2 separate regions of the Homo sapiens genome follow, and region 2 is linked to region 1. A link is a contact called in ENCODE Hi-C data. All regions are on one chromosome and are shown on one strand. The core of a region is the stretch at or near the end of the contact, and the rest is flanking DNA. Distances in the headings are between cores, read along the strand shown. Region 1 holds the start of IL32 (interleukin 32). Region 2 holds the start of OR2C1 (olfactory receptor family 2 subfamily C member 1).

Region 1 (3,646 bases), core at 1-2,500:
AGTAGCTGGGAATACAGGTGCCGGCCACCACGCAAGGCTAATTTTTGTATTTTTAGTAGAGACAAGGTTTCACCATGTTGGCCAGGCTGGTCTAGAACTCCTGACCTTAGGTGATCTGCCCGCCTCGGCCTCCCAAAGTGTTGGGATTACAGGCGTGACCCACTGCGCCCGGCCTAGGGTGGACCCTATTTCAATATGACTGGTGTCCTTTGGAAAGGGGAAAGGGGGACAGTCACACCCAGGCAGAACGTGATGAAGATGAAGATGGCCATCTACAAGGGCAGGAGAAACCTGAACAGAATCCCAGCTCCGGGCCCTCAGAAGGACCCCACGCTGCCCACATTGACCTTGGACCTCCAGCCTGCAGATCGTGAGGGAAGAGACGTCTTCGACTTAGGGCCCCTTGTCGTGGTACTTCCTTAGTTTGGCCCCAGGAAACCATCCCAAAGGCAAGGGCGTGGTTGTGCTCAGCTGGGGGAAGGGGGCTGGGGGCCGTGAGGAGGAGGTGGGAGGCCCAGCCAGGCTGGAGGGTCAGAACCCGTGGAGCTAGAAGAGCCCGTAGGGGAGCCCCAAGATTGCTGAGACCAGTGACCTTCGGCCCCAGATGGCCTTGCCTTGGCCCAGAAGGGTCAGAAGGACCTGGTCAGCCAAGCTCAGACAGCCGGCAGGATGCCTTCCACCCTGCAGAGGGTCCTATCTTGTCCCACAGGTAGATCTACATCACCACTAGCCACCCCTCCAACGTGCACAGGCCCCTGCCCTCACGGCGCCCCTCTTAGGTCCGGCAGTTCCTGCCTCCTTCTGATCCAGAAGTTTCTCTGGCCTCTGGAGCCGGGGCACACCTCATGCAAGGACAGGGTCCAAATTCCTTTGTCCTTGGATCCCACTTGGCTGACGTCACCTTCCTGTACTCAGGGAGTTTCCCCAGCCAGCTGTCCCGAGTCTGGACTTTCCCTCTGCCCCTCCCCACTCTCAGGCTGGTGGGGTGGGGAAAGCAGCCCATTCCTGGGCTCAGAGACTCCCACCCCAGCTCAGAGGGAGCAGGGGCCCAGCCAGGGACGGACCCTCATTCCTCCCAGGGACCCCAGACCTCTGTCTCTCTCGGGTAAGTCTCCATCTCTGTCTGTCTCTGTCTCTGTCTCTGTCTCTGTCTGTTTTTCACGCACTCAGCAAGGCCTCCTGCCCTGAGAGAGGCTCCGCCCACTACCCCCCACTTTCCCCATAAAACCAGCTGAGTATTTGTGCCAGGAAGACTGCGTGCAGAAGGTGACTGTCTCAGTGGAGCTGGGTCATCTCAGGTGGGGAGTTGGGGTCCCCGAAGGTGAGGACCCTCTGGGGAGGAGGGTGCTTCTCTGAGACACTTTCTTTTCCTCACACCTGTTCCTCGCCAGCAGGCCTTGGCTCCTTGAACTTTTGGCCGCCATGTGCTTCCCGAAGGTGAGTGAGAGGCTGCGTGTGCTTTTGTGGGCATGTCTGAAAACAGACCGTAAGGGTGCGGGTGCCCTCAGTATTTCCCGAGGTGCCTGTGTGTCAGGGCTCAGTCAGGGGCACCCAGCGGCAGGAGGATAGTGATGGGGTGAGAGTGTCAGTGGAGGCGCTGGAGGTCATATGTGTCGGGGGCGCTGGAGAACGGCAGGGGTGTGGATGAGAGGGAGCACCTGTCCCAGGAGCCCTTCACAGCCCGGAAAGCCCGGGGCAGGGGTGGGGCAGGGCTCTGCTGGAAACGACTCGGAGAATGCTTCTCTCAGAGGCCGGCTCAGCTGGGTGGGCCCAAGAGCAAGGCCTGTGTGGGTCCTGGTGTCTCTTCCTCCTTTCCTGGGTTCCCTCCGACCTCCCATCCTCTACCACTGCCCCACCGCAAATGCTAGGCCCACCACACCCTCCAGGGAGCTCTTCGGCCTGTGACAATAGGGGTTTCCATGATGTGGCCTGGCTCAGGTTCAGGACAGTGACCCGGAGGACACATGGCTCCCGCATGTCGGCACGGTGCTGCTTTCACCCTGGTTCCTGGGAAATCAGGCTAGCGGGATGGGACCATCGCTGCCTGAAAGTGTGCAGACAGCTGCCCTGCCCAGAATATGTCCCCAGGCCCTGCGCACTCTGTGGGTGACTGTCACCACTCTATAGTGGGGGAAACCAGGCATGTCACCCCCGAGACTAGGCCCTTGACGTGGGGGCTCAGCGGGGATTCTGTGGGGTGCCTCTGGCCTCTGTGGATGCAGCCACGTGTCTGCAGGCAGGAATGGCCCGGGACCTGTGGGTCTGCATGTTGGCAGTCGGGAAGAGTGGCAGGTTGTAGGGTGGACCTACCTGGCACCCCAAATATTAATCAGCTCATCAGAGAGGAATGGCTGCTGTTACCTTCTCAATTGTCATGTCCCTAAACATTTTTTCCTTGGCCAACTCTCACCTGGGACCATAGTGGTTGTGGGAAACCCAGCTGAGCCAGCCTGCTCCAGGACAGTGTCCATCCTCCCGTGTGTGTACATGGGGGGGTGTGTGTGTGCAGGGAGGACACCCCGGCCCACGCAGGCCCTGCTCTTGTGAGGAGGGGTCACCTAGGCCCACGCAGGCCCTGCTCTTGTGAGGAGGGGTCACCTAGGCCCACGCAGGCCCTGCTCTTGTGAGGAGGGGTCACCTAGGCCCACGCAGGCCCTGCTCTTGTGAGGAGGGGTCACCTAGGCCCACGCAGGCCCTGCTCTTGTGAGGAGGGGTCACCTAGGCCCATGCTGGCCCTGCTCTTGGGCCTGCCCAGCTGAGCCGGCTCCTGAGAGAAGCGCTTTCTGAGTCGTTTCGAGGACAGCCCTGGCCGGTCTTTCCAGGCTGTGAGGGGCTCCTGGGACTGCTGTCTCCTCTTATCCTGTACCTCTGCCATGTGTCTCTGTGTGTGTGTGTGTGTGTGTGTGTGTGTGTGTGTGTGTATAAATTATCCTGGAGGAAAGGTTAAGGTGACACATGGAGACTGAGTGTCACCGTTATTTCCGCAGGTCCTCTCTGATGACATGAAGAAGCTGAAGGCCCGAATGGTAATGCTCCTCCCTACTTCTGCTCAGGGGTTGGGGGCCTGGGTCTCAGCGTGTGACACTGAGGACACTGTGGGACACCTGGGACCCTGGAGGGACAAGGATCCGGCCCTTTGGTGCCAACTCTGCCTCTCTTCACAGCACCAGGCCATAGAAAGATTTTATGATAAAATGCAAAATGCAGAATCAGGACGTGGACAGGTGGGTGGATTTCCCCTCAGGCACCAGGTCACATGTCCCCGCCCCCAGGCACTCCACCCTGTGTGGGGCTCAGGGTGAGAAGGATGAAGAGGGACCCACAGGCTCCCTCACCCCTTACCGTGGGCAAATGCTTGCACCTGGGTGGCAGTGAGTGGGCGGGTGGGGGATCTGGACGCCCGGGGAGACTGAGGGAGGCATCCAAGCCCCAGGGCTCCTTGAGGAAACAACAGGGGTGCCAGACGTGGCCCGGGCCCCTGGCTGGGCCCAGTTCGGGGTGTGTGGGAGCTGAGGACTCACTGGGCTTGAGGACTGACTGATGTGGGGTGCAGAGGAGGCTTGGGCCTGGAACCGAGTGCTTTGTTCCTAACAGGTGATGTCGAGCCTGGCAGAGCTGGAGGTGAGCCGTGGCCTCCCCCTCCACC
Region 2 (6,789 bases), core at 3,034-5,533, 290 kb after region 1:
TACTCCATTATCCTTTTTAAAATGCTAGGCAAATCAGGTAAGACCCTCGGATAAGGAATTGCTAATACAGTACACAGCAGAAAGCTTACTCCCCAGCCCTTACATGGAACCTCCTTTTGTTCATTTTTCTCTCTGGGACACCCATTGCAAGTTGCCTTCAGCTTGCAGAGATGTAACCTTGAGAGCTACTCCTGGGATACTTGTGCTTCTCTAGCCTTTTCCAGTCTAAATTTGTGCTGTTGAATTTTTGTACTTATTTGATGTATTGCCAAGCATTTAGTCTTTTTTTTTTTTTTTTTTCGTATTTTGTAAGATCCTGGGCTTATTAGAACTGCCACCTTGGCTCAGCCCATGGTCCATTCAGCCAGAATTGTTTCTTTGACAGCAGAATTAGAAAATACATTTTAAAGGAGCTTGATTGTTTTCCCTGATGCAAGCATCAGAAGTTAAAGTCCCTTCCGAGTGGCCTAGATTTCCTTAATCATGCATTGTATCTGTGTTTGTTAAATTTAAATTTTAATTTTTTTTTGAGACAGAGTCTCCCTCTGTCGCCCAGGCTGGAGTGCAGTGGTGCAATCTTGGCTCACTGCAAGCTCCGCCTCCCAGGTTCAAGCCATTCTCCTGCCTCAGCCTCCCGAGTAGCTGGGACTACAGGCGCCCACCACCACGCCCGCCTAATTTTTGTATTTTTAGTAGAGACGGGGTTTCACTTTGTTCGCCAGGATGGTCTTGGTTTCCTGACCTCGTGATCCACCCGCCTCGGCCTCCCAAAGTGTTGGGATTACAGGCGCGAGCCACCATGCCTGGCCAAATTTTAATGTTTTTAAACTTATGATGTTTTAATGTTTTTAAATTTTAATGTTTTTAAACTTATGAGTTTGAATGTTTTTAAACTTACTGATGTCTCTTAGAAGTAATAATTTACATAAATTTACTATTAACTATGTATTTTTTTCTTTCATTCATCCTTAATTGACTTTTTCTAAGATTCAAACTCCCCCATTTCTAGTTCTTGAATTCTAAGATTTGGGGAGGGGAAAAATCCCTGTTCACTTTGTCTAATACCAGCCCCCCACAGACCAAACAACTTTGGAAGAAGATGAGCAGTGTCTTTCTGTCTGTTTCTTTCTTTCTTTTTTTTTTTTTTTTTTCTGAGGTAGAGTTTCACTCTTGTTGCCCAGGCTGGAGTGCAATGGCATTATCTCAGCTCACTGCAAACTCCGCCTCCTGGGTTCAAGTGATTCTCCTGCCTCAGCCTCCTGAGTAGCTGGGATTACAGACATGTAGCACCACGCCCGGATAATTTTTTTTTATTTTTAGTAGAGACATGTTTCACCATGTTGGCCAGGATGGTCTCGAACTCCCGACCTCAAGTGATCTGCCTGCCTCGGCCTCCCAAAGTGTTGAGATTACAGGCGTCAGCCACTGCGCCCGGCCCTGTCTATTTCTTTGCCCTAAAGGGACACAAGGGAACAAGCACCTGAACTGGCAGGAGGTAGTAGAATGGGTTTCAGGAAGAACTTCTGAAAAGAAAGATGAGCTGATTATCCGGTTAGTAACTCAGTTCCTCAGCTCTCTTAAGTCCTAGATGAAAAGAATAAGTAGGCCGGTCGCGGTGGCTCACGCCTGTAATCCCAGCACTTTGGGAGGCTGAGGCGGGCAGATCACGAGGTCAAGAGATCGAAACCATCCTGGCCAACATGGTCAAAACCCCATCTCTACTAAAAACACAAAAATGAGCTGGGGATGGTGGTGTGCACCTGTAGTCCCAGCTACTTGAGAGGCTGAGGCAGGAGAATTGCTTGAACTCAGGAGGTGGAGGTTGCAGTGAGCCGAGATCCCGCCACTGCACTCCAGCCTGGTGACAGAGCGAGACTCCGTCTCAAAAAAAAAAAAAAAAAAAAGAATAAGTAGGCCGGGAATGGTAGCTCATGCTTGTAATCCCAACACTTTGGGAGGCCAAGGTAGGCAGATAACCTGAGGCCAGGAGTTCAAGACCAGCCTGGCCAACATGGTGAAACCCCGCCTCTACTAAAAATACAAAAATTAGTCAGGCGTGGTGGTGCACTCCTGTAATCCCAGCTACTTGGTTGGCTGAGGCAGGAGAATCGCTTGAACCTGGGAGGCAGAGGTTGCAGTGAGCTGAGATCACGCCACTGCACTCCAGCCTGGGTGACACTGCTAGACTCCATCTCAAAAAAAGAGAAAGAAGGAAGGAAGGAAGGAAGGAAGGGGAAGGGCTGTGGTTTATGATCTTCAGAAAAGTTGAGATCCTGGCCAAGGAAAGGGGATGGTGATTGGCCCATTATTAACAAGAGCTGATTTTTTTGTTCATGAGATGGGTTTTTTGTTTGTTTGTTTGTTTTTCTTTTCTTTTCTTTTTTTTTTTTTTTTTTGAGACAGAGTCTAGCTCTGTTGCCCAGGCTGAAGTGTAGTAGTGCAATCTCAACTCACTGCAACTTCCGCCTCCCTGTTTCAAGTGTTTCTGCTGCCTCAGCCTCCTGAGTAGCTGGGGCTGCAGGCGCCCGCCACCATGCCCGACAAATTTTTTGTATTATTAGTAGAGACGGGGTTTCACCATGTTGGCCAGGCTGATCTCAAACTCTTGGCCTCAAGTGATCTGCCCACTTTGACCTCCCAAAGTGTTGGGATTACAGGCGTGAGCCACTGTACCCGGTCTCATGAGATGTTAAGAATTATTTGATGATTTAGACGTGGACACAGTAGTTATATACCTCAAAAGAGGGATCTCCTCTGTAAATCTTCTAATTTCCCTTACTAATTATGAATACCCATTAACTATTTTAACCCCTTTTTGTGTAACCTCTGTTTATATCTTTTGCCTTTTCCACCTAAACTTATTTAAGCTTAAGTGAAGTTTTGTTTGCTCTACATTGACCTCCTCTTAAATTGTACATTCCCAGCTTCTGTATTTGGAGCATAAGTCTGTATCTACTCTTTCCATTATTTCTGTGACTTTATAGATTCATCATGTTATTCCTCAAACATCATCTTTCTAGATCCAGCACTGAGGTAAAACTCAGAGGGGAGGGATGTAGAAGAGAGCAGAGGAAATTTAACAGAAAATTCTGGGGAGCTTTTCCAAATACAATGTGTCTGCTTCCCCCCTTCCCTGAGCGTATCAGAATCTTGGCTGGGGAAATGTGTTGTTGCTGTTGTTTTCAAGAGATAGGGTCTCCCTCTGTCACTCAGGCATTGGAGTACAGGGGCTCACTGCTGCCTTGAACACTGGGGCTCAAGAGATCCTCCCACCTCAGCCTCTTAAAATGCTGGGATTACAGGTGTGAGCCACCATGCCTGACTGAAATTTCAGTCTGACTGAAAGTTTTTGAGAACTTTCACATCTAATTCTAATGGTCAACTCTCTCTATCCCGTCATAGCCATTGTTCTGAACTGAAGGGCTCTTCAGTTCTTGGGGTCTTTTGGTTTTGTCATCATGAGGCACTTCCTTCATTTCCGTGTTAGCTCATACCTGACATTCTGATGGAATCAACTTTTCCATTCGGTGTGTAACCAACAGTAGATGGGGATTACAACAGAAGTTTGAAATCTAGGCCACGCACGGTGGCTCACACCTGTAATCCCAGCTTTTTGAGAGGCTGAGGCTGGCATATCACGAGGTCAGGAGTTCGAGACCAGCCTGGCCAACATGGTGAAACCCCGTCTCTACTAAAACAAAAATTAGCCAGGCATGGTGGTGCATGCCTGTAGTCCCAGCTACTCGTGAGGCTGAGGCAGGAGAATTGCTTGCACCTGGGAGGCGGAAGTTGCAATGAGCCGAGATTGCACCACTGCACTCCAGCCTGGGTGACAGAGCGAGACTCTGTCTCAAAAAAAAAAAAAAAGCTTGCAATCTTAAAAAGTAAGTTGGAGTCCAGGTGCAGTGGTTCATGCCTGTAATCCCAGCACTTTGGGAGGCTGAGGCAGATGGATCACTTGAGCCCAAGAGTTGGAGACAACCCTGGGCAACATGGCAAAACCCCATCTCTACAAAAAATACAAAAGTTATTTGGATGTGGTGGCACACACCTGTGGTCACAGTTACTTGGGAGGCTGAGACAAGAGGATTGCTTGAGCCAGGGAGAAGGAGGTTGCAGTGAGCTGAGATTGTGCCACTGCACTCCAACCTGGGTGACAGTGAGAGACTCTGTCTCAAAAAACAAACAAAAAATAGGTTGTTACTTAACTATGGATCCCAGAGAACTATTAGACCGTTCCTGATGCAAATCCACCTCATCCAACAGCTTTTTCTTGACTTTTCTTCCAGCAGCTTGCGCTAAATGAATTCATCAAGTGACTGAAGACAACCAGTGATGGACGGGGTGAATGATAGCTCCTTGCAGGGCTTTGTTCTGATGGGCATATCAGACCATCCCCAGCTGGAGATGATCTTTTTTATAGCCATCCTCTTCTCCTATTTGCTGACCCTACTTGGGAACTCAACCATCATCTTGCTTTCCCGCCTGGAGGCCCGGCTCCATACACCCATGTACTTCTTCCTCAGCAACCTCTCCTCCTTGGACCTTGCTTTCGCTACTAGTTCAGTCCCCCAAATGCTGATCAATTTATGGGGACCAGGCAAGACCATCAGCTATGGTGGCTGCATAACCCAGCTCTATGTCTTCCTTTGGCTGGGGGCCACCGAGTGCATCCTGCTGGTGGTGATGGCATTTGACCGCTACGTGGCAGTGTGCCGGCCCCTCCGCTACACCGCCATCATGAACCCCCAGCTCTGCTGGCTGCTGGCTGTGATTGCCTGCCTGGGTGGCTTGGGCAACTCTGTGATCCAGTCAACATTCACTCTGCAGCTCCCATTGTGTGGGCACCGGAGGGTGGAGGGATTCCTCTGCGAGGTGCCTGCCATGATCAAACTGGCCTGTGGCGACACAAGTCTCAACCAGGCTGTGCTCAATGGTGTCTGCACCTTCTTCACTGCAGTCCCACTAAGCATCATCGTGATCTCCTACTGCCTCATTGCTCAGGCAGTGCTGAAAATCCGCTCTGCAGAGGGGAGGCGAAAGGCGTTCAATACGTGCCTCTCCCATCTGCTGGTGGTGTTCCTCTTCTATGGCTCAGCCAGCTATGGGTATCTGCTTCCGGCCAAGAACAGCAAACAGGACCAGGGCAAGTTCATTTCCCTGTTCTACTCGTTGGTCACACCCATGGTGAATCCCCTCATCTACACGCTGCGGAACATGGAAGTGAAGGGCGCACTGAGGAGGTTGCTGGGGAAAGGAAGAGAAGTTGGCTGAGAGAACACTCCTTCGTTATTTATTGCGTCTTCATCTCTACATGCGTTTCTCATTAACTCTCTCTGGCCAGGTGAACATGAGGAATACTAATTCCGGTAAAACCAAGGCATGTTCCTGACAGCCCTAAGCTGACAGCCCTAAGCTGTTGGGAACATGGTTAGTGTTATTCGTAATGTTCTACACTTATTTACCAAAAATCCTACTGTGGACTACCGATAGCAGGGGAGACATGTTGTTGAGGGCTCAGAGGTTATTGACCTGTGACAGACCTGTCTCACTGTCTCTGTCTCTGTTGCCCACATGTTATTTAATATGCCTTATATTTCTGCAGAATTCTGTACTTTTCTAAGCAAAGCACCTCCACTTGCAGTATCTTACATAATGTTACTATAATTCCATAAAATCAAGCCATGTATTATTAACTTCATATGAAGACCCAAACAATTCATGTTTTTACCCTATCTGTCATTATCTTTGCCTACCTCTTTTTGTCTCTTCTTCATTTTTTTTAAGAGTTGGAGTCTTGCTCTGTTGCCCAGGCTGAAGTAGAGTGGCATGATCTTAGCTCACTGCAGCCTTCAACTCCTGGGCTCAAGCAATCCTTCAGTCTTCTGAGTAGCTGGGACTATAGGCACATGCTACCACACCTAACTAATTTTTATTTTTATTTTTTACAGATGGGGTCTCACTCTGTTAACAGCCCAGGCTGGTCTAGAATTCTTGGCCTCAAGTAATCTTCCTGCCTTGACTTCCCCAAGTGCTGGGATTATGGGTGTGATCTACCGCACCTGGCCTGTCTCTTCTTAATAATGCAGTATACCACTGGGTGCAGTGGCTCACACCTGTAATCCCAGCACTTTGGGAGGCCGAGGCGGGTGGATCACCTGAGGTCAGGAGTTCGGGACCAGCCTGACCAACATGGAGAAACACTGTCTCCACTAAAAATACAAAATTAGCCTTGCATCGTGGCACATGCCTGTAATCCCAGCTACTCGGGAGGCTGAGGCAGGAGAATCGCTTGAACTCGGGAGGCAGAGGTTGTGGTGAGCTGAGATCGTGCCATTGCACTCCAGCCTGGGTAACGAGCAAAACTCCGTCTCAATAATAATAATAATAACAATAATAATAATGTAGTATATCTGTCCATACTTTCCATCCATATATCTCTCCATCATCTTGTTTACCCTCTCCCTTATGCCTATATTCCAATTTCTCTTCTACTAATCTATTATTTAATAATAAAAGATTAAGCCAGGCACGGTGGCTCACGCCTGTAATCCCAGCACTTTGGGAGGCCGAGGTGGGTGGATCACGAGGTCAGCAGTTCGAGACCAGCCTGACCAACACGGTGAAACCCCGTCTCTACTAAAAATATGAAAAAAATTAGTTGGGCATGGTGGTGGGTGCCTGTAACCCCAGCGACTTGGGAGGCTGAGGCAGGAGAATCATTTGAAGCTGGAGGGTGGAGGTTGCCGTGAGACGAGATTGCACTACTGCACTCTAGCCTGGGCAATA

What was found. Hi-C counts contacts between places; a loop is a spot of excess contacts on that map. Pooled maps may share reads with other maps.
Region 2: a loop to region 1 is called in a map of posterior vena cava, with 10 times the contacts of the local background. The contact joins the promoter of OR2C1 here to the promoter of IL32 in region 1. A Hi-C loop is called at or near these places in 1 of 168 maps with a recorded cell type or tissue (posterior vena cava) and 2 of 50 pooled maps.

The regions. Positions count from the first base shown.
Region 1 is chr16:3,064,390-3,068,035 of GRCh38, forward strand. IL32 (interleukin 32) reads left to right here and starts at 1,251. Exons shown (of 7, transcript NM_001376923.1): 1 at 1,251-1,298; 2 at 1,395-1,437; 3 at 2,988-3,026; 4 at 3,165-3,224; 5 at 3,595-3,621. The coding sequence starts at 1,423. RefSeq lists enhancers at 745-1,054, 3,393-3,646.
Region 2 is chr16:3,351,606-3,358,394 of GRCh38, forward strand. It overlaps OR2C1 (olfactory receptor family 2 subfamily C member 1), which reads left to right and starts at 4,284. Exons shown (of 1, transcript NM_012368.3): 1 at 4,284-5,701. The coding sequence starts at 4,336. The coding sequence ends at 5,274.